2 separate regions of the Mus musculus genome follow, and region 2 is linked to region 1. A link is a loop called in an ENCODE intact Hi-C map of the cell type or tissue named here. Cell type or tissue: left cerebral cortex. All regions are shown on one strand. Links, peaks and the distances in the headings refer to the core of each region. The heading gives the core; the rest is flanking DNA. Region 1 has its middle 8.9 kb from the start of Gm33410. Region 2 overlaps Bnc2 (basonuclin 2).

Evidence for each region. Peaks named below come from ENCODE experiments on the same cell type or tissue, not always from the same donor. Only the 100,000 strongest peaks of a DNase experiment are listed, where the experiment ranks them.
Region 2: a loop joins it to region 1, with 2.6 times the contacts of the local background. A loop is called at or near these places in 1 of 42 quality-filtered maps.

The regions. Positions count from the first base shown.
Region 1 is chr4:84,055,622-84,071,447 of GRCm38, reverse strand. No RefSeq gene overlaps it. Among named protein-coding and RNA genes, the nearest start is that of Gm33410, 8.9 kb to the left of the region's middle. In left cerebral cortex, for the core only: a CTCF peak has its summit at 6,622 (motif pointing left); a DNase peak (open chromatin) is centred at 6,639.
Region 2 is chr4:84,651,065-84,666,890 of GRCm38, reverse strand. All of the region lies in intron 1 of Bnc2 (basonuclin 2), which reads left to right. Among named protein-coding and RNA genes, the nearest start is that of Bnc2, 16 kb to the left of the region's middle. In left cerebral cortex, for the core only: no CTCF peak of the experiment used is centred there; a DNase peak (open chromatin) is centred at 9,584.

The DNA.
Region 1 (15,826 bases), core at 3,582-11,581:
GGGCCTTGACATAGATGTTTCTAGCCAAGGAAACAACAGCCACCACAGGGGCATATAAAACAAGAAGGTACTATTTACTGCACAGCATCTTTGCGGTCCTCAGTGCTCCCTGCAGCCATATTCCCCACTCTCTTCAGACCCTTGTTGGATTTTACCAGCAAGCAATTGCCAGGGTCAGCTCACCACTCCCTGCCTAGGGAGGCAGCAGCCACAGCAGCCAGTGTGTTCTCCGACAGACCTGGCATGTCCGAGCTGGCTGGAAATGACTGGAGTTTTATTATACAATTAGATCAAGTCTCTTAGGTGTAGTAGCCCTCCTTGTACTTAGAAGAATAGATTAGCCATTAGGACTTTGTATATTTTTCCCAGTAATTGACACCACATCCCATTTTCCTCGCCAAGGGGAAAAGAACCGCATAAAACAATCATGATTTGGGGGCCAGAAAGCAGGGGGGCTGGGGCGTTCACCTTGCAGCCATCTTTCTGGGTCCATCTGATCTACTTCTTTCACCCAGCTTTGAATCTCTCCAGAAGGCAGGCAGAACAAGCTTTGTTTTGTTTGTTGTTGTTTTTCCATTCCACGGCCCCTCAGGCTCAGACTCCCTAAGCACTTTGCTAAGAATAACCCAGGCATCATTTGCCACCAACAGACAGCAGCCAATTCTGGGCCAGAGCCTGGACATTCATAAAGACCCAGTGCAAACAGCTCCATTTTCCCCTCCCCATCCATTCCAACCTCCTCATCCCTCTCTTTCTTCCTTCCTCCCCTCCCTCCCTGCTTTCTTCCCTCCATATGTTTAGCTCCCAGGCTGTTCCAAGACAGGTCCATTAGTCACCGTTTCTGGAAGTATCACCTTTGCTGGTCAGGGAAAGGGGTGTGTTCGTATTGGAGACCCTTTGGTTTCCTGAGCTAAGAAACGGGGGAAAAATTGGACCCAAACCTCTGGTTTATTTGTGTCCACTTCTTTCCTCGTCTGCTGCAAGTTTAGATTTGCTGAGAACAGGAAGAAACCCATCACAGTGAGCAGTTCCAATAGGAAAGAGGGGAGTCACCTAGGTAGGCTTTGCCTGTACTTGGCATGGCCTGTGTTTACAAGGGGCCTCCATCTTGTGTTTCAGCCAAAAGCAGACACCTCAGGCCAGGCAGGCTGCATTCACACAAGCAAAGTAAACAGATGTTGTCAGATGTCTGGTCAAACGTTTGTTTCCTTTGGTCATGTCCTCACAGTCTAAGCTCAGATTTGAGCCGCAAGGCTGGGTGGCTATAGCAGACTGTTTTAATGTTCTGCCCATTGCTGCAAAATAACTGGGAGCTAAAGACCCTTCCCAACTGCAGCTGTCTCTGCGCCAAGGATTCATGGCCCTCGGCACTTCCCTAACCAGACCAGGGTGTGCAGGTTCCCAGTGCCGACACAGGCCAGAGCCATTCGCAGAGTAAGGTATGTGGCTGCTGCTACCACCCGTCTCTTTCTTCCTGGATGGACCATCAGACAACACAGGCAGCAGCGGCAGAATCAGTGGAGGTGAAACGCAGCACATTTTTCAGCTCGGGTCGATGGGTCCAAAGGGACGCCTTGCTGACACGTCCAGGCCGACTCCGTGGAGAGAAGCTGAAATGCCTATTTTCCAATGAGATCAATAAACCCACTCAGGCACTTTCCGCTCAGCACAGCTTTCCTGGGGTACCCTCTGGCCTTGTCTGTCTGTGTGGGTAGTCATAACAGGAGGTGACTTCATGTGTCTCCCAGGCCTCACGTGCACCCAGACTTTGTGCTCCTAGAGACAAAGGCAACACTTTTTATTGAGTCCCCAAAGCCCAAGGAGAAGCACGAGATAGCAAATGACTTTTCTTTGGCTGGTGATGACTTGTGAAAAGTCTGTTGTTCCCAGCAAGGCTTAAACTAAAAAGTCTACTGTTCGGAGTGAAGTGTGGGCCTCTCTCCACACGGCTCTCCCCCTCCCTCCCAGTACTCTGCCAGAACCAAACAGCCCCTACCTAGCCCTACCCTTTGACACTGAGAGCACAGAATAAAACTGGTTCCACTCAACCCCTGGGTTTGAAAACATGCAGGTGTAATTAATTTCCCACTTGATGTGCATATTTTTTTACTTAAAAAAATAATTTTTAATTCATTATTTTTAAAAACTTCCTATCACTGCATTCCCTCCTGCTGCCTGTCCATTATTAGCCAGAGGCCAGGTTCAGCCGGGCTTTCCCACGGGGCACCAGGCAAGTACCTGAGGGCCTTACCGCGTGGTGGCGTTCCCTCCCTCCTTCTCCCTATTGCCAGAGGAAACCCAGCTGGGCCCCTCGGTCTGCACAAGCCCCTAATTTAAGTTTAATAGCACGGCAATTTTACTGCTTTTGGCCAGGGTGTTTTGAGAAAGGTTAAAATATGTGAAAAATACACACTAAGAAAAATCTGTTTAGAAAACAATTCCAGTCTAAGTGCCGAATGCTCTCAGCTTCTGCCTCCTTCCAGGAAAGCAGCTAAGAGCAACCACACAATTTAGCTCCATTTTGGGGGTGGGGGGTTTCCATTTCCTTCCTATGGGATTTTTTTTATTAGCTTTTTTTTTTTCCAAAAAACCAAAAAACAAAAAAACCTGTTTTTCTTTCCTGATGCTGGTTTACTGCCTTGTATCTATCTACCCCCAAGGAGTTTAAAAAACCTCAAGTAAGTATTATTAGATTTTTTTTTTCTTCGTGTATTTTCTGATTCTTCTGGTGTGAGAGTGTGTGGTCAAAGTCCGTGTGTCTGCGTGTTGGTGGGGTGGAGGGAAGTGTGTCAGGGCCATGATGTCCACAAAGGCTACGGAGGAGCTGCTAAGCCTTCCAAATGTGTGCGGAGAAGTGAATTGCCTGTTGTTGTTGTTGTTGTTGTTGTTGTTGTTGTGACAACCTTACTGGTGGACGGTTCCTCTGCTTCCCAAGCTTTGTGGAATATCTGTTGAAGGGGTAAGAGAACCATGGGATTGAATGGACCATCAGACACCACCGTTGACCTCTGTGAGCAACGTGATCGATGCTCTCCACTGTGCGTTCAGTTAGGTCTTGCAAGCAAGCGCACTGCGAAGAGGAGGAGACCATGGATCAAAGAGTACATGGCCTCTGACACACTCAGACTCACAGGAGTCTAACTCAGTACTGCTTCTCCACGGGAAACTATCTCAACTTTGAGAAGGTACACACAATCTCCCTAGAAAGACAAGCACATTAATGGAGTACCACGGGCAAATGCTTTGAGCTGTTGGAAAGAGTTAATAGTTAATGGACATTGACTCAGCGTTAGAGTAGCCGTTCTTCCTCTGGGGGAGGAGCAGGAGAACACTGGGCTTGCTCAAGAAGAACAAAGTGATTTCACAAGTTGCCATTCCCCTGCCCTCCTCTAACTCTGCACAGCTTGCCACAGCAGGCATCACTAATACATGGACCAGAGTCCTCAGCTCCCGATTCTAGATACCTCTTAACAGCACTCTTGCGGTCTTGGTCTTCCGTGCAGCACAGCAGACCATAGTTTGTGCTCTGCATGCTTGGTGATGTTTAGCACATCTGTCATCTCCCCCACCTCGATCTATTTTATGTAATTGACTTATACCAACTTTTTTTCGTTTGCATTAAGATCGGGCCCTTTTGTGAGAGCAGTGTCCATAAAGTAGTAGGTTTAATTTAGCGACTGTATGATTCTGAACACTGGTTCTAGGGAAGCACACGTAATGATGTAATGTGTGGTGGTCTAGGAACCCCTCAAGGTAATGTTGGCAGGTTTTCTAAACTTGCTGTGTGGTGGGCATGGCAGCAGAACATAGCTTTGGAGATTGAAGGGTCTTGGCTGGACCCCTGGAAGACTCTGCACCGGCTTTCCGTCCTCGGGTAACTGATGTGTAATCTCTTTGAATTCCATAAAATGGAAGTATCAGGACTTTCTTTGCAGTACCATTTTTTAATTATTATGATTAATTCTTTGAAATGTTGCAGAATACACTTTGGTTATATGTATTCCTTTTTCTCCCCTATCTTCCCACCTCACTTTGTGTCTTGAAAAAACAAAAAACAAAAACAAACAAAAAATCCTGAAACCAATTTGTGTTGCCCAAATACTCTTAAGTGTGGGCCATCTGATGGAATGTGGTTGATTTACCAAGGACCCCCGTACTTAAATACCTTCTTCTTGCCAGTGGGCTAGGGGAGGGACCTCATGACCACCTCCCACCTCCATACTGGTTATGGCTTAATTATGACTTAGTTCTGCACAGGTCTCGTGCATGATGTCACAACATAGTTGTAACCTACCACCTCTGGCTCTTAGAATCTTTCCATCCCCTTTCTTCAATGGGCCCTGAGCCTTGGGAGGAAAGGGTGTGATGTGGATATCTCATTTAGGGCTACACACTTCCCAGTCTCCTATTCTCTATGTTGACCAGTTGTGTACCTCCTTTAGCCACCATCCACTGGGGGGGGGGGGGGGATGCAGACTCACAGGATTCTAACTCAGTATTGCTTCTCCACTGGAGACAATCTCAACTTTGAGAAAGTACACATAATTTCCCTAGAAAGACAAGCATATTAATGGAATATCGTGAGCAATCTTGAAGGTCAAAGTTAATGTACTGTAATAATACAGACACAGCACCTAGCAGCTTTTGGGCATAGTAGATGCTTAATAAATGGCCACTAGTGGAGATCTCTGCATGTTGATAAGATTGGGGCTGGTATCATCACTTGTAAGCCTGTCTGAAAGTCCCTTCCCTTCCCCTTGCACCCCAGCTGGACCCTGTCTGTCCTGATGCCTGTAAACATTGCTGAGAAACTGCAAATGATGTTCTTTGAGGGTAGATTTTTCTACCCCCCACTAGCCAGAGAGAGCCTTCCAGAATTTCTCCTCCACTGTTTCTCAGAGGGATATAGTGTTATTGTCAGGGAATTGTGTTCAGTAACAGGATTCCTTCATAATTAGGGAACATGTTCATTTTGGTGATACTATTTCCCCAGGGACTCTGGGTATCTTAATTGCATGAATGGGTTTTCTTTCCTGTTTTGTGTCTGCTATTATTTCTCATGTTTTTCTTCTTATAGGGGATGGGATAAATGAAGCACACCTATGAGCAAGGTCTCTGATTTAAGGACCAGAGCATAAAACACACAGCACTTCACCATCCCCGGTGACCAGCAGATTGCCCGGGAGGCTCCATCTCGGTTTCTCCCTAGACAGACTAACACACTTATTCCATCAGTTGATTTTGTTGATTCTAAGCCACACAAGGCACTAGAAAAGCTGTATTTTGTGGTCATCCCAGTTTGCCTATGAAAAGCAGATGACACAGTTGTATGGCACTGACTTCTCTCACGAGGGTTAGTTTGAAAGCCGTCTGTGTTTATTTACTTTAAGGGAGAAAGTGGTGAAGGAAACAGCAAGCTGGGTGTGTTGTGAAGGCTTCAGGCTCTGTGCAGCTCCTTCCTGTGACTTCCTCGGGACAGAGAAGGGAAGACACTGGCCCGCCATCGTAGGTGGCTTGCTCCCTACACTGAATGGACTCTCCCTTACTTCTTTCTCCCAAGCTTCCCCCCCCCCCCCAATCCACTCTTTGGGTCCAGACCAGTTGTCCTCAGGATGGGAGAAAAATATTGGGGCCTCGCTGACAGCCCTGGGGACAGATCTGGGTCCTAAGCAGATGGTTTCTGCCAGGGGAGGGGAGGGAAATTCCTGATACAAAAACAAGATAACTGAGAGAGAAAGAGAGAGAGAGGCAAGAGCCAAAATCATGCCCGGAATGTAGGGAATTCACAGGGATGAGAAAGAAGATGCAAACAATGTACAGAGTGTGAGGGGGCCGGCTCCCATCTCCACCTCTGCTTTATTCTCTCCGAACAAGCAACCTGTCTCTTCCAAATGGACAGTGGCAAGCCCTCAGGCACTCCTGGCCACCTTATTTCTGACTGGCCGTGAACTTACGGGATCATGCTGCCTGTGTGTGAGAACATGTGTACGCGGTGCAATTAAAAAGGAAGTCAGAAGACGGAACAAATCAATGGCTACCGATTCATAATAAGTTCCTTTCTATATATTTATTTATTTTCCTTTTAGCCACTAAAGGAGCAACAGCAAACTTGCAGCGAGCAGTTGTTGCCAGAGGGTGAATCATGGCTATATTGATTTGATTATGTAAAAGCTCAGAGGAACCTCAAGCCAGATACAGAAATATCTCATAGCCCTGAACCCTACGGGACACACACTAGTAAAAAAGCAATCTTTATATTGTTCCTGATAAAAGCATCATTAGTTTCCTCATAGTGAAACCATTTCTCTGCTGATACAGTATATGGTTTTCTTTTCCTCTAGAATCCACTCAGACATAATTAACACTCAGTTACTAGACTTGAGGCTCCCAGGAGTGCCCTGCTAAAGTTAGGGAGGGGTTAAGAGTTAGAGATGGTCAGGAAGAAAGACTGAGACAGGGTGGTAACAGAGGGAGAAAGGAAGGGGCTGAGAGGAGATGAGGGAGGAGAAAGAGGGAGGTCGAGGCAGGTGGGGGGAAAGTATGGAATTTCCCCTTTTCTGTGGTTTTGAGCATCCCCCTGCCTGGCTTGCACAGCTGTAAGCGCCGGCGCGGTGGCGCCCTCTGCTGGGCGAGTTTATCCTCCCAGCTTTGGAGCCCCACAGCCGGGAAAGCCCCATTCTGCACAACACTCTTCCATACTTAGGTGCTTTGCTTCCTTAAGAATAACACTTCAGACATCACCTTCCAGGGAGGCGTCTTGAATGGTGCCTCTGCAGACAGACAAAAGCTGACGACACATGCGCTGTCTGCTACAGCTGCAGGAGCAGCAGCAAAGCTCCATTGCCTTTAAAGATGGGGGTAAAACGCCTGACTGAAGCATTCCTGGAAATAACAGGGTGGAGTTTGCTGGGTCCAGACATTTTAAGGGTTGAGGAAATGGAAGTTGGGAGCAACAAAGACTCCTGCTTTTAGGGCTTCAGGTCCTGCCTAAGGGACGTCTTGGCCACCTGTGGCCTAGAGAACCCACATAGCAGAGAACTCTGATCTCAGCCTGGGCTTCAGTTTTGTCAAGAGAATAGAAACGCCCAGCGTGCTGACCAGCCTGTGCACTGCTAAACAAATAATGACCCTCTCTGAAAAGGAAAATTGTTGATTTAAAAGTCTTAGATTGGAGGGTTTGAATGTACACAGCAGGAAGAAACCAGGTCCCACTGGAAGTTTACGCTAGCATCCTCTGTTTATGTTAGAAAGCCTATGGCAATACACACATATACACAGTGGCCACGAAAGCATAAATAAACAAAGGAACACTTTTCACACATAGGGACACAACCAGAACCACATGGTTACAAACTTTCAAACTCCAGCATGTCTTAACACAATCTCAGAGCGGTGGCAGCTTGCTCCTTAGCCCTGTCCTCAAGTCTTTTCCTCTGTTTAAACAAAGCTGGTGCATGAGGGTGGGAGTGGGGGAGCATGAAGTGGAAAATCCCCAGATTATCTAGGACCCCACTGTTCAACACTGGGGGCTCAGCCCGATGCCGCTTCCCAGACAGCAGAGTCCCCGTGCTCTCGGAGACACCTGTCTGTTGAAGACTTTACCCAGATCACAGGGGATTAAAGAGAGGAAAAAAAAAACTTCTCAGAGAACTTAAGATGCACACCACAGAAGACTGGTGAGCTTAGTGGCCAGTAGGATATGGGTTCTGAGTCACCTCAACGCATTTGGTAGTAGTGTGCCTTCATCTCACCGTCTGCAAACAAACGATAATGGCAGAAGTCCCTGCCTTACAGCCCTTACACTCATAAAGTGGGCAGATGGTTCAGATTCCTTCAGAGTGGTATTCGGCATATGGTAACCACCACGTGAAGAGTTTTGTCAAGTAAACATACACAGTTCTCACTAATAATCCTGAGACCCTCTTCTATAGCCCCATGAGGTAAGAAGAGACAGTGAGACCCGGTCCCTCCTCTTGGAGTCTTAGGAGTCTCTTCCCGTCTCTCGGTAGCAACGGTTTATTGGATGCTATACTAATATGATACTTGACCTTTGGAAAATCAGCTTGGATAGCAGGCTTCACCTGCAAAGCCCTTACACAATTTCAAAGATCTTATTTAGTATACATTATTTTTTAAAGTCAAATAGAGGAAAAGTTTTATTCTCATTTGAGAGAGCAATTTGAACCTATTTATTTTTACTTCCTTTTTTAAAAAAGAAAAAATGTCAAACTCTTAATCAGTATTAGATTGTGTGGTAGTCTGAATAGGTTTGGCTCCCATAGATTCGTGTGTTTAATTATGCTTGGCCACAGGCAATGGCACTATTAAGAGGTGTGGCCTCGTTGGACCGAAGTGTGTCACTGCTGAGATGGGCTTTGAGACTTCCTCAGCTCAGGCTCTGTCCAGAGCTAATGATGACAGTCTCCTTGCATCTGCCTTCAGATCATGATGTAGAATTTTCATCTCCATTGCCTTTGAAGTTCTGGGTAAACCAGCTGACTGAAGCACTCCTGGAAGCAACAAGGTGGAGTTTGCTGGGTCCAGACATTTTAAGGGTTGAAGAAACAGAAGTTTGGAATGGCAAAGACTCCTGCTTTTAGGGCTTCACGGTTCCTGCCTAAGGGACATCCTGCATTCTATCGTGGGTCAGATTTCTATGAAACAGTAGCAGTGAATAGAGCAAGAGAAAGAACAGAGCAGAGAACAGACTGTGGACAACTTCCTGTAAGCCTTGGTATTGGAGGGGCAGGATAGCTCCTGTCATCTCTCATTAGGGTGGGCTACCTTCTCCCTCCAGGAAATTCCATCACAGAGATGGCTCGGTCTCCTGGATGGTTGCAATGGGCATTGTCTGGTATTCCCTATGGCTACTAAGTTGACCTAGAGTTGTTTGTGACTATCTCCAGTGCATAGGGCAAAGGAGACGGCTCAACCCAGGGATCTGCTCACATCTGGACTCTGCTCTGAATTCAGACTTTGGAAAACTCATAGACTGTCTCAAAACCTTGATTCTCTTCATTCATGAAGGGAATGGTAGCTTTGATGTTGCTTTTAGGGATGAAACAACATGATAGGTGAAGAATTTCCCAGGCTATAGATCTGTGCAGCTGTAGATGTGTCAGGGTTCTGTTCTGCTTTGTTTTGCCCACAGCTCACACAGATGCCCGTTTCAGATGTGCTCAGTAAACCTTCACTGCCACAGAGAATGTCATTTGTAAGGGTCTATAAAGATCAGAAAAGAATTACTGCAGGTGTATACTTGGGAAAAAACCTTTTAACTTACGAAGTTTTAGACAGCAATGGAAAGGGATTTGAAGGGAGGAAGCCAGTCCTTCAGATGGGTCAAAGATGAGGTCAGGTCTTAGCTTTTGTCGACTTGAGAAAGACAAGTGGAGGGTGTGGCTTAACTATAAGACCTCCTCTGGAGGTAGGAAGATGCCACCTCTTCTGATACTCCATGAATGAACTTTCTTTCAGTTTCTTGATTTTTGTCCTCACTTCATTTTTCTCCCATCTGCCCCTCTCTTCCTGATCTACATGAGTCTGCTTTGTCAGGCAAAACTCAGAAATACTGACATGTGGCTTGAGACTCTCAGGAGCCAGGAAGCTGAGACAAGTTGAAAGTAAAGCTATTTTTTAAATCACAGTTTTCTTCTAAGAAACACAGCTTACTCATAACTCTTTCAATATGTTTCTTTGTGTCTCTCTCTCTCTCTTTGTCTCTCTGTCTCTCTGACCCTTTCTGTGAGAGTCAGAAAGAGAGAGAGGGTGAGGGAGAGGGAGAGGGATTTAGATAGTTCCACTTGTCCTTTTCCATCTGTCAAAGCTGTGAGCCCCCAGTGTCCCAAGCCCTGCTGAAGTGTCTGGATATTTCCTTTGGACATAAACAGTGCCTCATCTCTGGGGCTCTGTTCATAGACTCTGTGGATTCCTACCCAAGTCAACTATGAGTCTCTTCTCACATGCCTAAGACCCAGATCTCTCCACTCTCTGCATCCATCTCTCCATTAGGATGTTTCCTGCTTCCTGGTTAATGACTGGTAGTTATCATTTTTAGGACACAGTCAAGGTGAAACCAAGTAGATTTCACGACTTCAATTTCCAGACTTCTAGGTCATATGCAGAGAAAGCCTTGCAAGATTATAAGCCCTACAGCCCTGTGAGGGGCGAGGTTTGGGCCCTGGCAGTTTCTAGGGCAAGAGTGTATCATGAAGTACTGAAGCGCTGGACCCTAAGTGAGCAGGTCAGAAACATCTAATGGCGGTGTGCATCTAATGATCGTGTGCGTTTAATGACTGTGTGCCTTTGTACTCATTCCCAGGATACAGCAGGCTGAGATGATCCTCTTTCCCCCTCCCCATGTCATGGAAATCCTTTGGATTTCTGAGAAGAGATTAACAATGTGTTTCTGTGAGTGTGGAGTGGGCATCTCTTGCAAATATGTATACAAAGTCATCACAGGAACTGAGAAACAGCGTAGTTAGACTATTGGCGTTCCCCCTTCCTCTCTCCTTTCCTCGTCCTCTCTTTTCTTCTCCATCAGAAAGCTCCACTCAGTCCGAGTGACACATCTCTCCCCTATTTCCCTATATCTTCTGTTCATTCATACTCTCTGCCAAGGGCCCCCAGTCACACCCCAAACCACACTTTCCCCTATCTTCTGGTATCTTCTGCTTCTTCATCTAACTCAGAATTTGTTTCCTTGGGCTCTTGTCTGGCCCTGTTTGTCTGGAATCTCCTCACATCAGTTCTTCTTAATGATAGCTCATTTCCTTCTTGGCTCAATGAGGTCTAGATAGACTCAGGGGTCATGCCATACTGTGTGCCACGGCTTCCTTAGATCAGTGAACATCTTGGGTCAAGTTAGCCAGCCTGGAACAAACATATGATATTTTATAAAATACTGTGTAAGGCTATCTTTCAAGCAAGAGTGGCAGGCTTCTCCAAGAAGGAGAATATGTACAGACTGGGTAGTCTCAATGCTGCTTACATGTAACCAAGGCATCCTAGTTAGGGTTACTGTCCCTGTGATGAAACAACACCATGACCAAACCAACTTGAAGAGGAAAGGGTTTGTGTGGCTTACACTTCCACAGCACACGTCATCATCAAAGGAAGACAGGAGAGGAACTCAAACAGGGTAGGAACCTGGAGGCTGGGGCCACGGAGCTGTGCTGTTTCCTGGCTTGCTCCTCATTGCTTTCTCAGCCTGCTTTCTCTTAAAACCCAGGACTACCAGCCCAGAAGTGGCCCTGTCCACAATGGACTGGACCCTCCTATATTAATCACTAAGAAAACAGGCTTGCCCACAGCCCAATCTTATAGAGGCATTTTGTCAATTGACACTCCTTCCTCTCTGATGACCTTAGCTGTGTCAAGTTGACATAAAGCTAGCAGCCACACAAGGTGAAGCAGGTGCCCTTAAGCCAGAGACCTTTAAATTCCCTTCATTATTATCATATTTAAAGAAAAGACCTTTAAAGTATCCTAAATTTTGCTTTTTATTAAGCCATGTTATTCTATCAGGGCAGAGTTCAGCAAGCTAGGATTCTGTGCTGGGCAACACTAAGCTCTTAGGATATCATCCACATTCATGACCAATCCACCAGAGCACCCAGAACCCAGGACAATACAGGAACTTTCCCAAGACAGTAGCTGCAGGTGTGCCAGCCCGTGAGGCCTGATTCATGGATTTGCTGAGTCTGACTACATCTGCTGGAACTGTGTGACAGGTGATGAGAGTGTGCTTTACTTCAGAAACCCTTTGAAGCCTCAGCATACATCAATGATGTCACATAGAAAAGCAATTTTACAAGTGTCTGACAGATGATGGAATGGTCAAAGGAAATCAGCTATGCAAATTGTGAGACGTAAGTCACACTTCTATTTGTACTGTGACAGTGTGAAAATTGGAATTATATTTTGTCAATATGTGGGGGGAGACAGAGACTGCATGTAATGTCTTATGTCCAAATTATCTGTGATGGGCCTACTACACCCTTGATTTTTTTCCCTCTCTTAACCTTCATTATTGTGTTGAACTTGATTAAAGAATCTAATAGAATTGAAGTGTACATGTGACCATTAATAAACAGTGAATTGGTTGATAATGGAGAAATAAATTACAACATATTCTGTTGGTAATCGATTAGTTTAATTCTGCCAAATCCATTTCAAAGTCATAGGAAATAGTAGAAAATTTAATTTAAAGTTCAAACTATGCCACTATGAAATAGGCACCTCACCCATGAGACCCAGACTATCTTGCTGAATTGTAGATCTGATGGACAGACTGATATGAAGCTACGTTATTAGAAGCTAGCACAGGGCTTCGTTGGGAGATGAGCATCAAGAACCACCCTTACCTGAGGAGCTATTGGCAATCCATGCTACTAGAAGGAGTGTGAGAATCGGTTTTCTTTAAGGGTGTGGCTCCTGGTAGGTATGTCATTTTTATATAACTTTAATTTTTAAAAGATAAAATTACATAATTTCCCTATTCTTTTCTTTTCTTTAACCCATCCATGTATACCTCCTTTCTTTCATTCAAATTCATGAACCTCTTTCTTTGCTGTTGTTACATTCATGTGGTGTGTATGTGTGTGTTTGTGTGTGTTCCTACATGTACAAATCCAACCTGCTCAGTCTATGTAACGTTACTTGCATGCTTATGTTTTCAGGGCTGAGTATTTGATATTGGGTCACCAATTGGTCTGATTTTTCCCAGGAAAGGTTGTTTCTCCCACTCTTAGCATTCCTTGGTAGCCTGTCATTCTTTGATTTCTGGAGCTGGAGAGATAGCCTAGTGGTTAAGAGCACTGGATGCTGCTGCAGAGCATCCATTCCCAGCATGCACTTGGCAGCTTACCATATGTGTACTGGTAACTCCAGTTCCAGGGAATCCAATGTCCCTTCTGACCTCCAGGCGCCAGGCACACACGTGGTACACATACATGAAGGCAGACACACACACACACACACACACACACACACACACACGCAAACCAAGATAAGTCTAAGTAAAACTAAGGATGTAAAGTCTCTCAGCCTTAGTTTGTCTAATGCTGATTTTGTCAACTCACTTGGAGATTTTGGAAAGATTTAGCCAGACAAGGCCTGTGGCATGCTTAGTGCACAGTTTGGCACACAGTCAGTACCAGGCAGGCAGCGTGTGTTATTATTTTACTCATTTTTCCTCTTGGAAGGAAGAAAAAATACTTAAGGAGCAGCATACCTCAGAGGTAAATTCAAAATATAATAAATAACACAGCCCTCCGGCTGTTATTAATCACAGCTTCATTTAACTTTAATTCGGTTGAAAAAATATATTTACAATTCTCCCTGAATCTGAATGGTAAAACCTGGAGGTTTCCCAGGATGGCACCTTCGGCAGCAGCAAGCCTCACGCTCGTCAGCAAGCATGTTCCTTTCCAGTTACTGGTGGAAAAATGATAGCCTGACAGCAGCTATAGAAGCCGCGATAATCTGCCTGACTATTGATCCTTATTACAGGGAAGGATTGGTTTGTCTTCCCAGCCCCTTTCTGGAACTCTTTCTCTATCCATTCCCAGGGGAATAGTAGTGTCATTGTCCACCCGTTTGGCCCTACAGCGATTCCGGCAAATAGGAATTTGCATCGGTGCCCTGATTTAAAATTAGTTTTAAATCATGAAGTTTAAAGTATTTGCATTTGTATAATTTGTATATATTTTGAAATAAAATAGTGTTTATCTTCTGCCTTTCTGTAAATTTGAGTAGGAGTTGGAAATTGCTTCAGAAGCAAGGGGCGCAATGCTCAGCTACTGTGAATTAAGCCATTGCTGCTTGCGTTATCACTTAGCATATGTTAGGGGCTCATCTCTATCACCAGGAACCTGATTCTTCCTGGCTGACACTGATCCACCTTCTCAGATATGTTGGCTCTCGTGATGCTCTCCTTTGATTCATGATTACAAAACGACTTCTGTAGCTCCAGACATCATCCCTCATACAATCACCCCCCTCCCAAAATGAACAGCAAGAGAGAACCCCTCCAAAACATATATATTTCATCCTCTTGGCCAGGATTTGTTAGGACCCTCAGTCACAGAGTGGCTGGAATGCACGTTCTGGCAGAGCAGAATAGAGTTTCCATGCCTGGCTTAGACCGGTCATGACTCATCTCCCGGAGTTGGCTAATGGGGAATGAACATATGGGATTATCTAGAGAAAAATAATATATATCATCTGCATTCAGTTTGAAAACATGGAGATAAGAAGTGTTACTTTTCCTGTCTCCTCTGAATCCCTCTCACCCCCAACTCTCAAGTCAGAAACACTGTCACACTCTTTTTTTTTTACGGAAGAAAGAAAACATTTCTCGTGCCAATAGAAGTGTCTTAGCACTAAACAGTGACTCCAGAGTTCCTAAAGTTCCCAACCAATTATTTATGAAAGTGTCTTGCTTTCAGGATTCTGTATAGAGAGGGAGAGGGGCCTATTGCTGGTGCCTGAAGGCAGTCTGTGAGCAACAGATATATAAAAGTCCTAAGAAGTGGTTCAAATGAAAGGCCAACTAAGGGGCCTTATATTGACTTTATAGGCCAATTGTGAAGAGATGGCTTACATTGCCTGGCTATGTAGGATCCTAGGACAGAGATCACCTTTTTCTTGACTCTTTGAGCAAGACTGGCCACCTAAAACCAAGAGTGTCTTCACTCCTGGCTCAGACACCTCGTTGGCTTGTTCATTGTGCTTAGCTACTCACACCTCCTGGTTGCCATCTAGAGTAGCTACGGCTTGGAAATGAGCAAGGCATTGACTTGGGGACAACATATTCTTGGAGGGAAATAAGATCCTAGAAAAAAAACGAAGAAAAAAATTAAACGATATAAAATAATATTTTAATGGAACAAAGGATGTAAATGTTTCTGAGATTAAAATATGGGTTCTAAGAAATAGAAATAGAAAAATGAATAGTGGGCTGGACCATGATGAGCTCTCAGATAATGGCATGGAAGAGGAGATGGGCAAAACACATCTGAAGATAGAGAGAATGTATAAAGACAGCACAGGGTGAGTAAAACTTAAATGCCATGGAAGACAAATCCAGGAAGCCAACAGGAAGAAAGAGAGGTACAGTCTGAAGGAATGGGAAGAAATCCACTGGCTTTGAAAACCCTTGCATTTGGAAGGAGACAGGGCTTAGTGCCCAGCAAGTTAGGAAGAGATTTTTCTCTTCATCAGAGAATAGACACATGCCTAAACACACCTACCTAAAGTTTCTGAACTAAAATTTTTGAAGCAAAAATGATTTACTGTGATAGAAAATAGCATTTATGACACATTTCTGACTCCCATAGCCCATGTAAAAGCCAAATGTTACAGGCACAGTTGTAGTCTGAAGGCTGGCATTTGGAAGGCAGAATCAGGAGGATCCCTCCAACTACGGCCACCTAATCTTGATTGTACTTTGTACTGTGAATTCCTAGTTCTTTGTGAAAGACCTATCTCAAAACCAAAGTGGACAGCTCATGAGGAAGAATCACACTCAGTGCCATCTTCCAACCTTCATACACACATGTACAAAGATGTATACATTTCCTTCACACAAGTATATACTCAAAATGCTCATATCTATCCATATACGGGGAAATATACATATATATATTTGTGTGTGTGTGTGTCTGTGTCTGTCCGTCTTTCTGTGTGTCTGTGTGTGTCTCTGTATGTAAATTAGTATCAGTCCACACTTAAATATGCATAAATATTTCTGCAAAAATATTATCTGTGACCATAGCATATATAAGACACATGGGAAAATTTTTCTCTTGAAGAAGTAGAAAAG
Region 2 (15,826 bases), core at 5,190-13,189, 590 kb before region 1:
TGTGTGGTTTTGTTGTCTCTGCTGGCCTTGAACCCTAGGGATGGTGATGCTCCTCTTTAGCCTCCAGCCTCCAGTACTGATATTTTATCAAGAGCCTCACAAGGGTGTGGCACTCACTCTGCACTGAGCTGGAGTGTGCGTCCAGCTCCTTTTGTATTTTATTTCCAGACCAAGTCTTACTAAGTTGCCCAGGCTGGCCTTAGACTCATGGATTTCCCATCCTTCTGCCTCACTCTCTAGTAGCTGTTAAGGGCCTGAGCTAGCCCTAGCTTCTGTTTATCCTCTAACCTCAGCTCTCTTGTGGTGTGTGTGATAGGTAGACTCACACCTCTTTTTGGCGTTTTGTCCATTTTAAGATTGGGTTACATAGGTTTTTCTAATTTTTGAGTTTTAGGAGTTCTCTATACATTCTGGATATTACTTTCATATCAGAAATTTACTTTACAAATATTTCCCTCTCATTCCTTGGGTTATCTCTCATTCTACTTGCTTCTTTTGCCTTGTCTGTATAGGAGCTTTTAAGTTTTCTGTAGCTCCATGTGTCTGGTCTTGCTTTCTTTGCCTTCAGTAGTTTACATTTAAAACTTAGATTTATCTGATCCTTAAAAGAGTAAAGGCTACATCAAGAAAGAACATTCTATTGTTTAGGGGTGGGGGGAAAAAACCACTAACAACTCTTGGTGGTACTCCAGGGGACAAGAAATATGTCATTCAGTAGCCAGAAGATGATAGGTGCTGGTTCCCTGTGAAGCAGCTTGGTTTACTTTGATGTTGCTTAATTCTCCTTGAGTTTAAAGCAATCTAGGTGTTCTGTATGATAACAGACACACTTCATGCCCTGGAGGGTGGAATTAAGTACCTAGAAATAATTGTTTTTGGTTTCATAAATACCTCAAAAGGAAAGGAGGAAAAAACATTATTGAGAAAATTTGTCTTCTAGACATTCCATCATGAACAAAACATCACCAACAGAGATAAAACTGAAAATTGTTTTATGATACCCAAACCTAAAATAACCGGCTCAGTTAAGTTTTAAGTAAATACTGTGTTCAAATCTGCCGTGATGTGTTTGCAAACAGCTTGCTCTCCAGTCTACCAGGTGTACTTTTCAAAGCCTCCCGCCACTGAGTCAGCGGAGCCTGTGAGCAGGGGAAAGGGAACTTAATTTAGAGGCAGCGATGTTAGAGCATCGCTGAGTTAAAAGGAGTATTTTAAAGAAAATGTCTAATTTTCTTTTCACTCATACTAATAAAACCTGTATTCATTTCTATTTAAATAATTACTTTTCCAGTATCCTGATGGGCCATTCTTACTTAATTGCTTTGTCTTTTTTTGGCTTTGTGCCAGTTATTTTAGACAAAGTTTCATTATTATTTGGCATCAGCTATTAATTAGGTGGCCAAGTGGTCACGTTCATATTCGGAGAGAATGTGGGGTTTTTCCCCTCACAAGTGTTTGCACATGAAAACCGTAATTAGCCAATTTAAAGTGATACCTCATGACATAATTTGAGGATTAACTTTCTTCCCTGTGGATATTCTGTAATGAATTTAAAATAATTTTTAAAATTGGTATGACAAAAATTTTTGTACCTATCAGATACATGACCTTTGATTTTATATATATTTTCTTCTTTTCCTGGGGATTGGACTGAGGCCTCTCATGTGAGAGATAAGTACTTTATACTGACCCACATCAAATTTTATAATTTGTTTTCATTGGACAAGCAGTGTTACATTTCTATTCTTGGTATGTCTTGTCATGTCCATATTGGATTAAGAAAGTTATGTGTAATTATGGACTGATATCATATTCGAGGACATAAAGAATGTCACTAACTAGAATGGTAAATTATACAAAGAAAGACCCCTCAGCTCCCTGTCCCAAGACTTCTGATCCTTTTAATTCTGTAATTAGCAGATTAGAGAGGTTTACTCTATCAGCACCTGCTATGTTTGCATCCAGAGATATAGTAGGAAAGTTAAAAGTTTTCTCTCACTCAAAATGATTGGGATAAAACACATGTTTGCATCCAGAAATATAGTAGGAAAGTTAAAAGTTTTCTCTCATTCAAAATGATTGGAATAAAACATCAGATTTCTTTGAAAACAGTCTCACTCCAGGGCATATAAATAAAATTAACAATGGAATTTGCTTTTAATCTCAGCAGTTCTGCCAGGTCTCAAGCCAAGTTTAAACGTCATCAGTTTACTTACAATAGTGTCTAGTGCAAGAGTTAAATTCATTTCTCAGAGAGTGCACTTCTTAAACATTCTTTATATCTTTAAGAGATGAGTTCTGCATCCTTATTTCTTAGGTGGTTGGTACCTTACTCTAAAGAAGGGACAGCAAACCCATACCCTCAGTACATCATTGTAGCCAGTAAATGCCACTTTTTTTCTGGTGTCCTCTTAGTGGCTTCAATGAACCCTTGGGGCAATGAGTCTCCTGATGTTTTAATGCTGGAGCTTGGGAGGCAGAAGATCTCTGTAAGTTTGAGGCAAGCCTGATCTATAGAGGGAGTTCCAGGACAGCCAAGACTATATAGAGAAACCCTGTCTGGAGAAACAAACAAAAAGAAAATTATCATAGGAAAGACTTAGAGCTGTTTATTGGTCATTGATCACGGTAGCACCTGTGATCACAATGGCAGACAGTTTGTATGAGTGTGTACAAATGTGTAGCAGGAGTGTCCTTGAGAAGCTGGGAAGTGTTCCTGTGGTCCCAGCTACCTGAAGATTGATGTGGGAAGATGACTTGTGCCTAGGAGTTGGGTAAGAGAAAGAGAAATAAATAGAGACTGGGTGGACAAATATAAGTATATTTATTCATGACATAGATCAATAATGAGTGGATCACCAAATGTTTTAGTAGTATTATGAAGTTGTATATCTAAAGTACTGATATGACAGTATTATAAATCTTTTTTTTTTTCATGCTTGGTACCAAACCCAGAGTGGCATGGGACAAGCATTCTATTCCTCTCAGATATGAGAGCTGTCAGTTGGATGTCTGTTTGCTCTATGTAGAATAGCTTGCTGGGGGTTTTACATGACATGAGACCTTAGACTGGTGGTTCTCAGCCTGAGTGTCATGATCCCTTTGGGGGTCAAACAACCCTTTCACAGGGGTCACATATCAGAAACCCACACATCAGGTATGTATATTACAGCTCATAACAAGGAAGAGTGGACTGGAACATGAAGGGTCTGGTGGAGGGAGGATGGAGGGTCCTAGGAGAGAGAGCTGGAAATGGGAGGCATTACAAGGGTGAGGTAGAAACCTAGTGCAGTAGAAACTCCAAGGAACCTACAATGATGACCCTGGCTAAGACTCCTAGGGACACAGAGCCTGAACCAGCTGTCTTCTGTAACCAGGCAAAGCTTTTCAGTGGAGGGAGTGGGACATCAACCTGCCACAAAATGTCTATGTATTATTTATCTTACCTGCAAGGTGGCACAGTACTTGTGGGTATGGCCAACCAATCACTCTCCATCTTGAGGCCCATGCTATGAGAGGAAGCCCACCCCCCTGACACTGCCTGGAGGACCAGGAACAGAGACTGGATAGTCTAGAGTCCCAGGATGGAAATAAACATGAATGGTCAAAGAAATGATTTTTAAGGATACTCGTAGACCAGAACCTGGAGCCTAGCATAACCATCACCAGAAAGTCTTTAACCAGCAACTGATGCAGATTTGCACAGCCAAATGTTAGAGTGGACTCAGGGAACCCTGAGGAAGATGGGGAGCGTAGGAGCCAGAGGGGTCACGAACACCCCCAAGAAAAACCAGAGTCAACTAACCAGGGCTCATCAGGGGCTCATGGAGACTGAAGTGGGAATCAGAGAGCCTTCATGGGTCTGACCTAGGCTCTCTGCATGTATGGGTGTATAGGTTGATATTCTTGTGAGAAGTTAGCTTTGACACTTTTGCCTGCTTTTGGGACCCATTTTTCTCCTACTGGGTTTCCTTGACCTGCCTAAAATGAAGGGAGGTGCATAGTCTTTTTGTGTGTTAGTATCCGGTCTGTAGTGGAGGAAACGATCTAGGTGTGAGGGGAGGTTGGGGGGAAAGACTTGGAGGACAGGAGGGAAGGGAAACTGAGTTAGGGATATAATTGTATGAAAGAATGAAAAAAATAAAAATGTACAGTAGCAAAAATTTTTATAAATTAGGAATGATAATAATTTTATAGTTGGGCGTCAGCACAATTAAGAGGTGCTATATTAAAAGGTGGCAGCTTTAGGAAGGTTGAAAATCACCGCCTTAGACAGTTGTGTACTGATTGATTAAAATAAGAAAAGCTCTTAAACTTTGTGATTGATTAAAATAAGAAAAGCTCTTACCCTTTGTGAGGTTTTTATGTTTAAGTTCTACTTCCTGTCCAGGTGTGTGAGTTCTAGTTGCTTTGTTTTGCAAAGTAGAACTTAACTTTTACTATGCATTTTTAGTCTTGTTTTGTTTTGAGACAGAGTAGGGTGGAGTCCGGGTGGGTGGGGTGCAGGTGAGGGGTGCTGGTATCTCAGGCTGGCTACAAAGTTGCTATGTAGCCCAGACTGGCTTGGGTTTCCTGACCCTTGTTGTCTACTGCAGTATGAACAGGTCCACTTCAGGCTGCATTTCCTTTATTTATTTATTTATTTATTTTTTATTTTTTTATTTTAGAAGGTAAAATTTGTCAAACTTTGGAGTTTTTATGATATAAAAAATTTGGTGTTCAAGGTCTTATGTGTAAAGTAGAAGCTATAACCCTAAAATTAAGCAACACAAAATTCAGTACAGGGTAAATACAATTAAAGAATAACCAAAGTGTAAAAACAGCCTTTGGTCTTCTATGCTACACCTAGAAAAACATTTTTTTTCAATGTTGTTTTCAAAGCAACCTTTCCTTTAGTAGCTCATCTTTCTTTTTTCCCACTGACTGAGAGGTAGGAGTAACACACAGCACACACATGTACACACACACACACACACACACACACACACACACACACACACACACAACTTTATGCATGTTTGTGTGGGAGTAAGGGGCACCCATACCTGTGGATGTGAGGGGTAAGAGTAGAGTGTGTGTGTGTGTGTGTGTGTACACGAAAATACACACACATATACACACACAGGTGAATGTGAGGACTGAAAATAATCACACAGACCTGTGTGTGTAACACACACACACACACACACACACACACACACACACACACACACACAGAGGAACATGTGTAAAACAGTCTATCCTATGTGGGCAAACATCTCTGTGTTCCTGTAGATGGACTTGCATGTCCTTTGCAGCCTGATTCTCCGTTTGTTGCTTTGGAATTTGATCAGAGAACATTACGGATGGGCATGGGAGTCTTGAGTGCTTCCTGTCAGATAGGGAGAGATTTGATTGTGTTGATTCTAGGGTGACTCTGGCCCCTCTCATAGGCTGAGCACCTAGGTAAAGAATCCCAGCAGCCTTGACCCCTTGCTTTTTTTCTGCTTCCCATTTCTGCGTAGCTTAACATCTCCCTTATCTTTATATACATATTAATATTCCCAAGCAGGTGTCCAGGAAGCTCCTTACAGAAGTGGCTGCATCCGTTCCGTTTTTTTGAGGAGTTTGATGAGAATAGCAGTGCTCACTTTACTCATTTAAATTTCTTGGGGAATGTTGCATGCTGCGTCCTTATGTGTAGCATGGTGTTAGTGTGGGGTAGGTGACCATGGAGATGGGCCAGAGGCGAAGACTGCAGGCTGAGGGAAGAAGCAGCTACATCCTTTAAAGAAAGGGCTTGGGTCTAGTTACAAAATACTGGAGAAGGCCATCTATCTCAAAACCATGATGTGACACTGACCTAATAGGAAGAGTGAATTGCTTTTGGTATTGGTGTGAGCTGTGTTCCTCTCTTGTTTTCTGCTTCTCTTTTCTCTTAAGTTTGGGCCAATATTAGATACTTAATAAAGATTCTTAATAGTATTATATACTGTGTGATATCTGACTTCCAATGGCACTGTTTATGATGAACAAGAGATCAGAGAGTGAAAGCCACATTCTTTATCATTTGATACCAGCACGGACTTTTTAGCGATACTTATTTTGAGTTTTCAGCGCTTTGTTCCTTCATGAACACTTTATGGAGACAGACTTGTTATGAGTGTTATGAGACAAGAAGGTATCAAGATAGTAAGACACTCAACATCCACGTGACAGTAGGACAGAAGTTGGTGGGGCCACCAGTTCTCACTGCTTTCCTATGTACAGTCTCAACTTTAGTCTCAGTTTTCAGTGGTGTGCAATTTTAAGAGCACTCATTCTCAGTTTCTCACATTTAAAATTTTACATTTGGAGATTTGTGGTCTAAATAGAGGATTAAGTGGGGAGGGGTGGAAGGGAGAATGAAGACACGACAGAGGTGTGGAACAATGATGGACATAGAGGTAGAAAGGTTTGTTGAAGAGCTTGAGACCTAGCCTGCCCAGAGAGCCCCATGTTTAAATGCTGTAGGCCTTAGAATCAGTTGATCGATCTATCCTTAACCAGACCCAACCCCAACCCCATGATCATTTCCAGCACCTATTGCTCAGGACACCCCCTGCTCCCATCTTCCTCTTCTGTCCTCGGAATTTTGCTGGACAGGTTTCATCAGGTAGACCCACCCTCCTGTCACTCACAGCTTTTGCTGCCACCATCCTGCCCTAGGACACATCATGGGCAATGCCTGAGTCCTGTGTTTGTTGGCTGTGACATTTAAAAATTCCATCATGAAGCACCCACACTTTGGTCTTCCTTCTTCTTGGGCTTCATATGGTCTGTAAATTGTATCTTGGGTGTTCCGAGCTTTTGGGCTAATATCAACTTATCAGTGAGTGCATTCAATGCATGTCCTTTTGTTGGGTTACCTCACTCGGGATGATATTTTCTAGTTTGATCCATTTGCCTAAGAACTTCATGAATTCATCATTTTTAATAGCAAAGCAGTACTCCGTTGTATAAATGTACCACATTTTCTGTATCCATTCCTCTACTGAGGGACATCTGGGTTTTTCCAGCTTCTGGCTATTATAAGGCTGCTATGAACATAGTAGAGCATGTGTCCTTATTACATAGTGAAGTATCTTCTGGGTATATGCCCAGGAGTGGAATAGCTGGGTCCTCAGTTAGTACTATGTCCAATTTTCTAAGGAATTGCCAAACTGATTTCCAGAGTGGTTGTACCAGCTTGAAATGCCACCAGCAATGGAGTGTTCCTCTTTCTCCACATCCTCGCCAGCATCTGCTGTCCCCTGAGTTTTTGATCTTAGCTATTCTGATTGGTGTGAGGTGGAATCTCAGGGTTGTTTTGATTTGCATTTCCCTGATGACTAAGGATGTTGAACATTTCTTTAGGTGCTTTTCAGCCATTCGGTATTCCTTAGTTGAGAATTCTTTGTTTAGCTCTGTACCCCATTTTTAATAGGGTTATTTGATTCTCTGGAGTCTTAACTCCTTGAGTTCTTTGTATATTTTGGATATTAGCCTTCTGTCGAAGTAGGGTTGGTAAAGATCTTTTCTCAATCTGTTGGTTGCCCTTTTGTTCTATTGACAGTGTCCTTTCCTTTGTCTTACAGAAGCTTTGCAGTTTTATGAGGTCCCATTTGTCGATTCTTGATCTTAGAGTACAAGCCATTGGTGTTCTGTCCAGGAACTTTTCCCCTGTGCCCATGTGTTCGAGGCTTTCTCCCACTTGTTCCGCTATAAGTTTAAGTGTATCTGGTTTTATGTGGAGGTACATGATCCACTTGGATTTGAGATTTGTACAAGGAGATAAGAATGGGTCGATTTGCTTTTGTCTACATGCTGACTCCAGTTGAACCAGCACCATTTATTTAAAATGCTGTATATTTTTCCACTGGATGATTTTAGCTCCTTTGTCAAAGATCAAGTGACCATAGGTGTGTGGGTTCATTTCTGAGTCTTCAATTCTATGCCATTGCTCTTCCTGACTGTCCCAGCACCAATACCATACAGTTTTTTGTTTGTTTTTTTAATCACTATTGCTCTGTAATACAGCTTGAGGTCAGGGATGGTGATTCCCCCAGAAGTTCTTTTATTGTTGAGAATAGTTTTCTCTACCCTGGGTTTTTTGTTATTCCAAATGAGTTTGAGAATTGTACTTTCTAACTCTGCAAAGAATTGAGTTGGAATTTTGATGGGGATTGCATTGAATCTGTAGATTGCTTTTAGCAAGATGGCCATTTTTACTATATTAATCCTGCCAGTCCATTAACATGAGAGATCTTTCCATCTTCTTCATTAATTTTTCCATCATTTTGAATAGCTTAGACCTAGGTTTTTGTTGTTGTTGTTGTTTCTATGATTGACATTTCTAGAAACAACTTTATTGGGATATAATACATATACAGTTTAATGTTGTGACTCTACTAACACTCTGCAATTACAGTTATAATTTTGAAGATATAGGAAAATAGATGATTTTTGTAATACTGGAAGTACTACACTGACTTTAACCTCTTAAGTGAGATAAAATTGTATAATACAGCCTTGAGTAGCTCAATGGTAGAGAGCTTACCTAACATGTGCAAAGCCCTGGGTTTGATGCCCCTCCCCACATCACAACCAAAACAATATAATTGTAGTATTCAGGAGGTAGAGGGAGGAGGATCAGGAGTTCAAGGTCATCATGGGTTCAAGACTAGTCTGTGCACATGAGATTCTGTCTCAAAAAGAAAAAAAAAAAAAACAACGTAACCTTTGAAGCACTTTAATGTGGTATTTGGTAAGATCCACAAACCTGAATGAATTATTAAAGTAATTAATGTATTACTAAATATTCTAGGGAAAAATAAAAAAGTACAAAAAACAGAAATATTCACTATTCTTGATAAATTAGTTATCATGGAAGATCATGAAATAATGGTGCCATAGCTATAAATGCCTGCCTTAGAGCTCTTCATTCAAAATTGGTTTTAGACACCCCATGTATAACTCTTGTAATTCTATCAAGATTTCTATTACCTAAGGTTGGGCTTTCTGAATCATTGTATAACATGATGAATCTGGTTGGTGATCAAGTAATATAATTCCATTTTTGATCAAAAAAACAAAATTAAGTTTTTGAATTAATAAGTTGACTCTAAAAATAGTCATAAATGGTGAGTCACACATTTGAGCAAGTATAATGTTGGAAGTGTCCTGTAATGACAGCATTGATGATAGTTTCTTTCCCCTACAAATTTTAGATCTTTAAATCTATTTACAAAAAAAGAAAGAAAACACAGCTGTGTAAGAATTGATGTGAGGTTTTTTTTTTTTTTTTTATACAGATAAAGAATAATGTATACATACATGTATGCTTGGAGCATCTTTCTATTGACCAGCTTGTTATTTTATAGACTTACATAACCAACTCCATGTGCCAGACCGCTGAAAGTTCTACTTTAGGGTCGATTTTATCAATTCAGAGTAAGAATGCTATTCTCCATCACCTATGGAAGCTTCTGGAGAGAATACAGGGACAAGGTCTGGCTGAGTATTTGAGGCTGCTTTCCAGCTCAGTCCTGATTCACTTTCCCAAGAGTTGCCATTGTGGGCGAGTGTGACCACATATAGCTAAGAGAAATTTTAAGCGGAATGTGAGATGGCAGGGTACTCTGTGACATTAAACAGTTTTATAAAGAGCTTTTAGGCTCAAAGTAAAAGCTGACGTATAAACCTACATTGTATATTTTCTCTTGGTAGAGCAAATCTATGTGTGTGCATAAACAAATACTCGTGACATTAGAATGGTAAAAGCTGTGGAAGCACAAATTTGTTCAAATATTTCTGAGGCTGATTTTTATACTGATACTCCACTCATATCAAAATGGAGGACAGTTATTACACAGTTTCTATTGTTTGTACTTTGATACGTGTGGACTGTGAGTGTGTGTGTGTGTACATGTGCATGCATGTAGGTACCCATGCCTGTTCTGTGCATGTGGAGGCCAGAGGGTAGCATCCAGTGTTCCTTTGTTGCTTCTCTTTGGAGATGGGGTCTTTTGCTGAACTTGGAGCTCACCAGTTGGCTATGAAGGCTAGCCAGCAAACACCAGGCCAGCTGTGCCTCCACCTCTCAGCCTTTGGATTATAGATGTGCACTGCCGTATCCAGTGATTACGAGGACACTGAGGACCTAAGTCCATGTATATTTGGTTCTTTTTAGCTCCTGTAAATTGTGTTTGAAAGAACATAAACCGTTTCTTTTTATGACTTCTTGGGTATCAATTAAGGAAAGAATTATTGATGGATGTGGTGATTTGTTTTTGTAATTTGAGCGTTCTGGGACTGAGGCACAAGGATTACCAGTATTTTGAAGTTACTCTGGACTCCAGAGTGAGTTCTGGGACAGATTGGACCAGTGTGAGACATTGCCTCAAAAGGAAACGCATTTTTATTAGTTAGGGTGATTTTGGCTAAACGATGCTGTTAAACTTTCTTCTGCTTCATCCTACCACCTCTCTTAATAGTAGAAAATACTAATTTTGTGTGGAATCTGCAGATCTTAGAATCATTTTATAGACAATAGAAAAACAACTTTCAGAATTCACACTTTTTTGGAGTCACATTCTTCCCAGAAAATGAGTAGATTTTTAGGGTGGGGGTGGTGTGATAGCTCAATCATTTCTTTCTCTCCAGCTCTATCTGAAAAGTTGGAACTTGTGGATCTATAAAAATTCTGAGGCACTCGTGTTGGAAGTACACATTAGTACTGTTTTTTTCTTGTTATCTGTAATCTACTACATATCTTCTTTTAGCCCAATCTCAGTCTTTTGTAAAGCTTACATAATAGGCTTCTTACATAGTTCTGTGATGGAAGAGAGGAATCTCTGCAGGCCTTATTTTAAGATGGCAGGCTCTGCTGGACCAAAACCTGAGGGCATAATTAACAGTGTCTTTGGAGGGACCATGTGTGCTGACTTCATGGACCATTTGGCCTACAAGATGGGATTTAGTTCATAATTCATTGTCATGTGCTGTATTCCTGTGGGAGTATAGGGTCTAGCTGCTTTACATTGAATAAGTTCTGAATGTTTTATCTTGGTCCAGGATGGGTTATTATACTCGAGAATGCACTTAATTACAAGCTTTATGTGTCTAGCATCCATTCCGCGTTACCTCCTCTTCACTGCAGCTGACATCATCTATGGGATTTCATTTGCAGGTTGAGTACAGTAGGGTTTCAGGAAGTCTGAAGCTGTCAGATTTGAAATCTGCTTTCTGTCGTGTGTGTGTGTGTGTGTTCATTCACCTCCTCATTTTGGAACTTTTTGCTTAGAATTTATGTATTTAGTATTAATGTTATCAACTAAACAAACATATTTGTTAAAATTCTCAGGAAGGAGGCATCATTTATGAGTGGTGGGTGATCTGAGAATGTTGATGCATATGCCTGTGTGCTCAAGTGTGGAGGCTACGGGTCCGTGTTGATGGTGTCATCTGGGGCTTTAGTTGTTGAGACAAGGTCTCTTACTAACCCTGGAGCTCACCCCTTAGCTAGCCTGCCTGGCCAGCCACCTGTGGGTAGCTTGCAGCTACCTCAGCAGCACAAGGCTGCAGATGTGTGCCTCTACAGTCTGCCTTTTAACATCTTTTTAATGTTACAATTTTATTACTGGATAAAATCTAACTGGTCATGATTTACTACTAAATTTTTTTATAGAATCATGTTCCATTTATATTTATTGATTTATTGATTGATTGATTGCACAGTTCTTTTGGTTTGAGGGGCAGATATCTTTACATCTCTCAGACACACTTTGTCAACATTGTCCCGTGTGTTTTATTTTTCAAGAGTTTAACTTATTGATGATTGAGAAGCCTGTAATTAGATTTCAGGATTTTATCAGGATTTCTAAATGCATTTGGTTATTGTGCAACTTCTTTGGAAGATACATATTTTCCCTCAGTTTAAATTTAGTGTGTGCACTCTCGTGCAAGTGCATGTTCGTGCACGTGCGTATACATGGGAGTCGACTTTTTTCCTTCAACCATGTGGGTCTGAGGCCTCAAACTCAGGTTGTCAACCTTGGTGGCAGGCGCCCCTGTCCGTTGAACAGTCCCACCAGTCCTGTTCTTTTTCTATCAGATGAATTTTATTACGTAAACTTCTTTAATGTGGAAGGCTTAGAGAAAGAGGGGAGTAGGGCTCTTTTTTTTTTTTTTTCATTTCTCCTGAGAAGTCTTTAAAGAGATGTTTATACAAATCAAATATGCTTATAACTTAAAAGAAATAATTTGGTGTGGCAAGTTTTAGGTAATAATAATAAAAAGTATATACACACTCCATAACCTTTCTTTGAGTCTTTGGTTTAAGTCCTCTGTCATACAGTGCCAAAGCGTTTTTCTGAAGTGTGTGTGTGTTGAAACATGCACGCCTGTCCTAGTGTCGTAACTAATTATATCTCTCCCATGCTTACTTCTAGTAATTGGATGGCGACCTCCCACAGCATGCGTTTTAACTTTTAGCTTTATCTGGAGGGCCTGCTATAGAAATTACGTTTTTACCACATAGCAGCTTAGCTGTGCACAGTGTGCACTGTTTAAAACATACCATATACTCTATGCTTTGCAGAAATAGTGTACGTTCAGGGGGAAGGTTTTTTTTCCCCCTTTTTATTGAGAATAGATTCTCTTCTTGCATAATATATCCTAATCGTTGTTTCCCCTCCCTCTGCTCCTCTAAGTTCCTTCCCACATCCTTTCCGGTCTGGATCCATTTCTTTTCAGTCTCCTTAGAGAAAAAAAAGAACTCTAAGAGGTGTGCATTAAGATAAATCATTCTATCCGAGTTGGCTATGACAAAACAACAGACGGAGAAGGTCCAGGAGATGGCTGAAGAACCAGGCGCTTGTCCGTGCCCTCGGGAATCCCTGATGTAAATCGCTAACATAGAACCCACAGCATGCTCGCAGAGGACCTGCTGCAGACCCCAGGAAGCCCTAAGCGCATGCTGCTCAGTCTCTAGGAGCGTGGCTCAGCTGATTTACAGGATGCTGTCTCCTTGGTGTCCTCCAACCCCTCCGGCTCATACACTCGTTAGCATCTTCTTCCCCCACAGTTCCCTGAGCCCAGAGAGGAGGACATCCCATTTAGGATTGATGGAGGATTTGATGGAGACCTCGAGTTTAGGGTTGAGGGTTCCAGTGTCTCTCACTCTCTGTGTAATGTCTGTTCCCATCTGCTGCAGGAGGAAGTGTCTCTGATGATGGCTGACGAAGGCACTGAGCCTCTGTGGTTCTACAGATTGTAGCATTGTAGCCTGGTTATCATTGACTTAACAGCTATTACCCACACATAAGTGAATATATACCATAAGTCTTTCTGAGTCTGAGGAAAAAGCTTTAGCAGTGAAAAAAAAATTGTAGTTGGGCTGACACGCATCTGCCTTTGCTGATAATTATACACTGTGTCAGCTGACTTTGGTGTTTCATCTCTGAATTGGAAACTGACAGCTCAGTGTGAGAGTGAAGTTTTTCAGAATTTATTTTCCCTTGAAGTTTTTCAAAGATCACCTGTAGGAGAGACTGGATGGCGTGCTGGTCACTTAATCTTCGTGGTCGACAATGATTTGACACATATTCTATGAAAATGCTCCGAGGAGAGTTTTCACAGACTAATTTAGAAACTCTTGTCTTGGACATGCTTGTGACGAGAGCAGTAAATGTTTGTTATGCGCACAAGCATGTATGAAAATATGTGATCCTTGTCCATGCCTGCTGAAAGAGAACTTTACCAGTTCTAAGTCTCTGAACTGCAGTCTCGTAGAAATTAAAGTCTTAAGGCTGGGAGCAGTTAATGCTAGTGATGGTTTGTGGTGGTTAGCATTGTGCCGTGCTGCCTGGTGACTGTACTCTGGGGACTTAAGAGATTCCAGTCAGCACTTGGGAAGGAATACACCACAGAATCCGAGACAATTAAAGATTTTTAAAGAGAAAGATTCAAAGACTTTTTACTGTTAATAAATAGGCCATTGGGGCTTTGCATACAGAAAGGGATTTTGCAGTTATCTTACTGATAATTACTTAAAATCTAACGCTGTTTTGTCTTAAGATCTTTATTTGCTATCATTCTTTTGCTGTAGTTAAAAATAAAATAGCTGTATGGGTGTGTACATGTGCACAAATAGGTGTGTGTGTGCATGTGTATGTGTACATATGTAGAGGCCAGAAGACAACAGTTAGGCTAGGCTGGCTGGCCAATAAGGTCCAGAGATTCTCTTGTCTCTGTCTCTCCAACACTAGGGATACCAGCATGTGATATGAAACCTGCCAGTTTTAGGTCTTCAAACTTTCAAGACAAGTGCTTTACCATCTAAGCTCTTCCCCAAACCCCTAAGTAAAGTTCTTAAATTATTGTCTCAGATATAACTGTCTCTAAATTTCATGCCACCTTTAAAAGGTTAGCCTTGTTTTGGTCTTGAGGCCAGCAGTAGTACAGAGGCATTGGACTTACATGGTATGTCCTGCAGTGTGAAATTTGTATTCCTAAATAATTTTTGTTTTGAAAGTTGAACTCCCAAGGATTTCTACTTAATAATCTATAGTAGTTTATACATTAGAAAAAGGTAGATGGCCAAATTAAAATAATGGAAAGGGTCTTTATGCTTTTCCAATCCATTTCTGTTAGCCACTTTTTTCTGTAGTATCGATCAAATTAATGCATATATGTTTAATACTAAGTTAGGTGAGAACATTAGAATTCACAGCTGGTAGACCACATGAGAAGAAGCTAAGTCTCAAACTGTGAGTCCCCAGCAGCTCTGTGGAAAGCTAGATGTCAGCGTGGCTAATCACAGGAGCAGCCTTGTCAGTGGACTGAACTCCCAGGGGCTGGGAACGCTGAGGCTTGTAGGGTGCTGAACTGGGGACGCCTTGTCCTCCGCAGGGAGTTGGCAGTCTTACTAGACGTTTTGTTTGTCACAGATGACTGAGTTAGGGAGACCTGCTGCTGGTTAGACTAATGACACAGACTTGTACAGAGCCCAGAAGACTTTGTGCCATGGTGAATTCGGTAAGACCCACTCATAGGCGTCACTGGACAGCTAACTGATTAAATAAAATAAAAACGTAACTGGTTAATGTAGATGGGAGGTTCCCTCAGAATTCTACCTAACAAAGTCCTTCCCTTAGAAAGACATGTTTCTGTTTCTTTAAGCTTCTTCATGAGTGGAACTCTGAATTCCACTTCCTAACATTCTTGAGTAAATCTGATTTGTAAAGGCATATGGATACTTTATATACTTGGCACACTAAAAATATTTAGTCATAAGCCAACAAATCAAACCCAGATATACTGACTTATGTAAATGCCAATCATATTATATGTCAATGCTTGGTAAATTAGCATGTTATTAAGTGCACTGAAACTCATGCTTTAATTTTAAAATATTGTGAGAAATTGCTAACCTATAAATATATGGTTTTTTTAAGTAGTGAAATAACTTCTTGATAAAAACTACCACCCTACCACCACCACTGTAGTATTTTCACATGTTCACTGTTGTTTCTTGGTGCCATCAGCTCCGCCGTTGTGACTGGGGAGAACAAACCCATTTATTTTGTTTGCTTGTTTCTGCCATTTGTTTTTAAATCTTCATTCAGAAATAACTAACTGATACAGTGTTTAGGATCTCCCCTTACACCAGTGATTCTCAGCCTTTCTAATGCTGTGGCCCTTTAGTACATTTTCTCATGTTGTGGTGACCCCAACCATAAAAGAATTTTCCTTGCTACTTCATAACTGTAATTTTGCTACTGTTATAAATTGTAATGTAAATATTTCTGGTTTTTTTTTTCTGGTT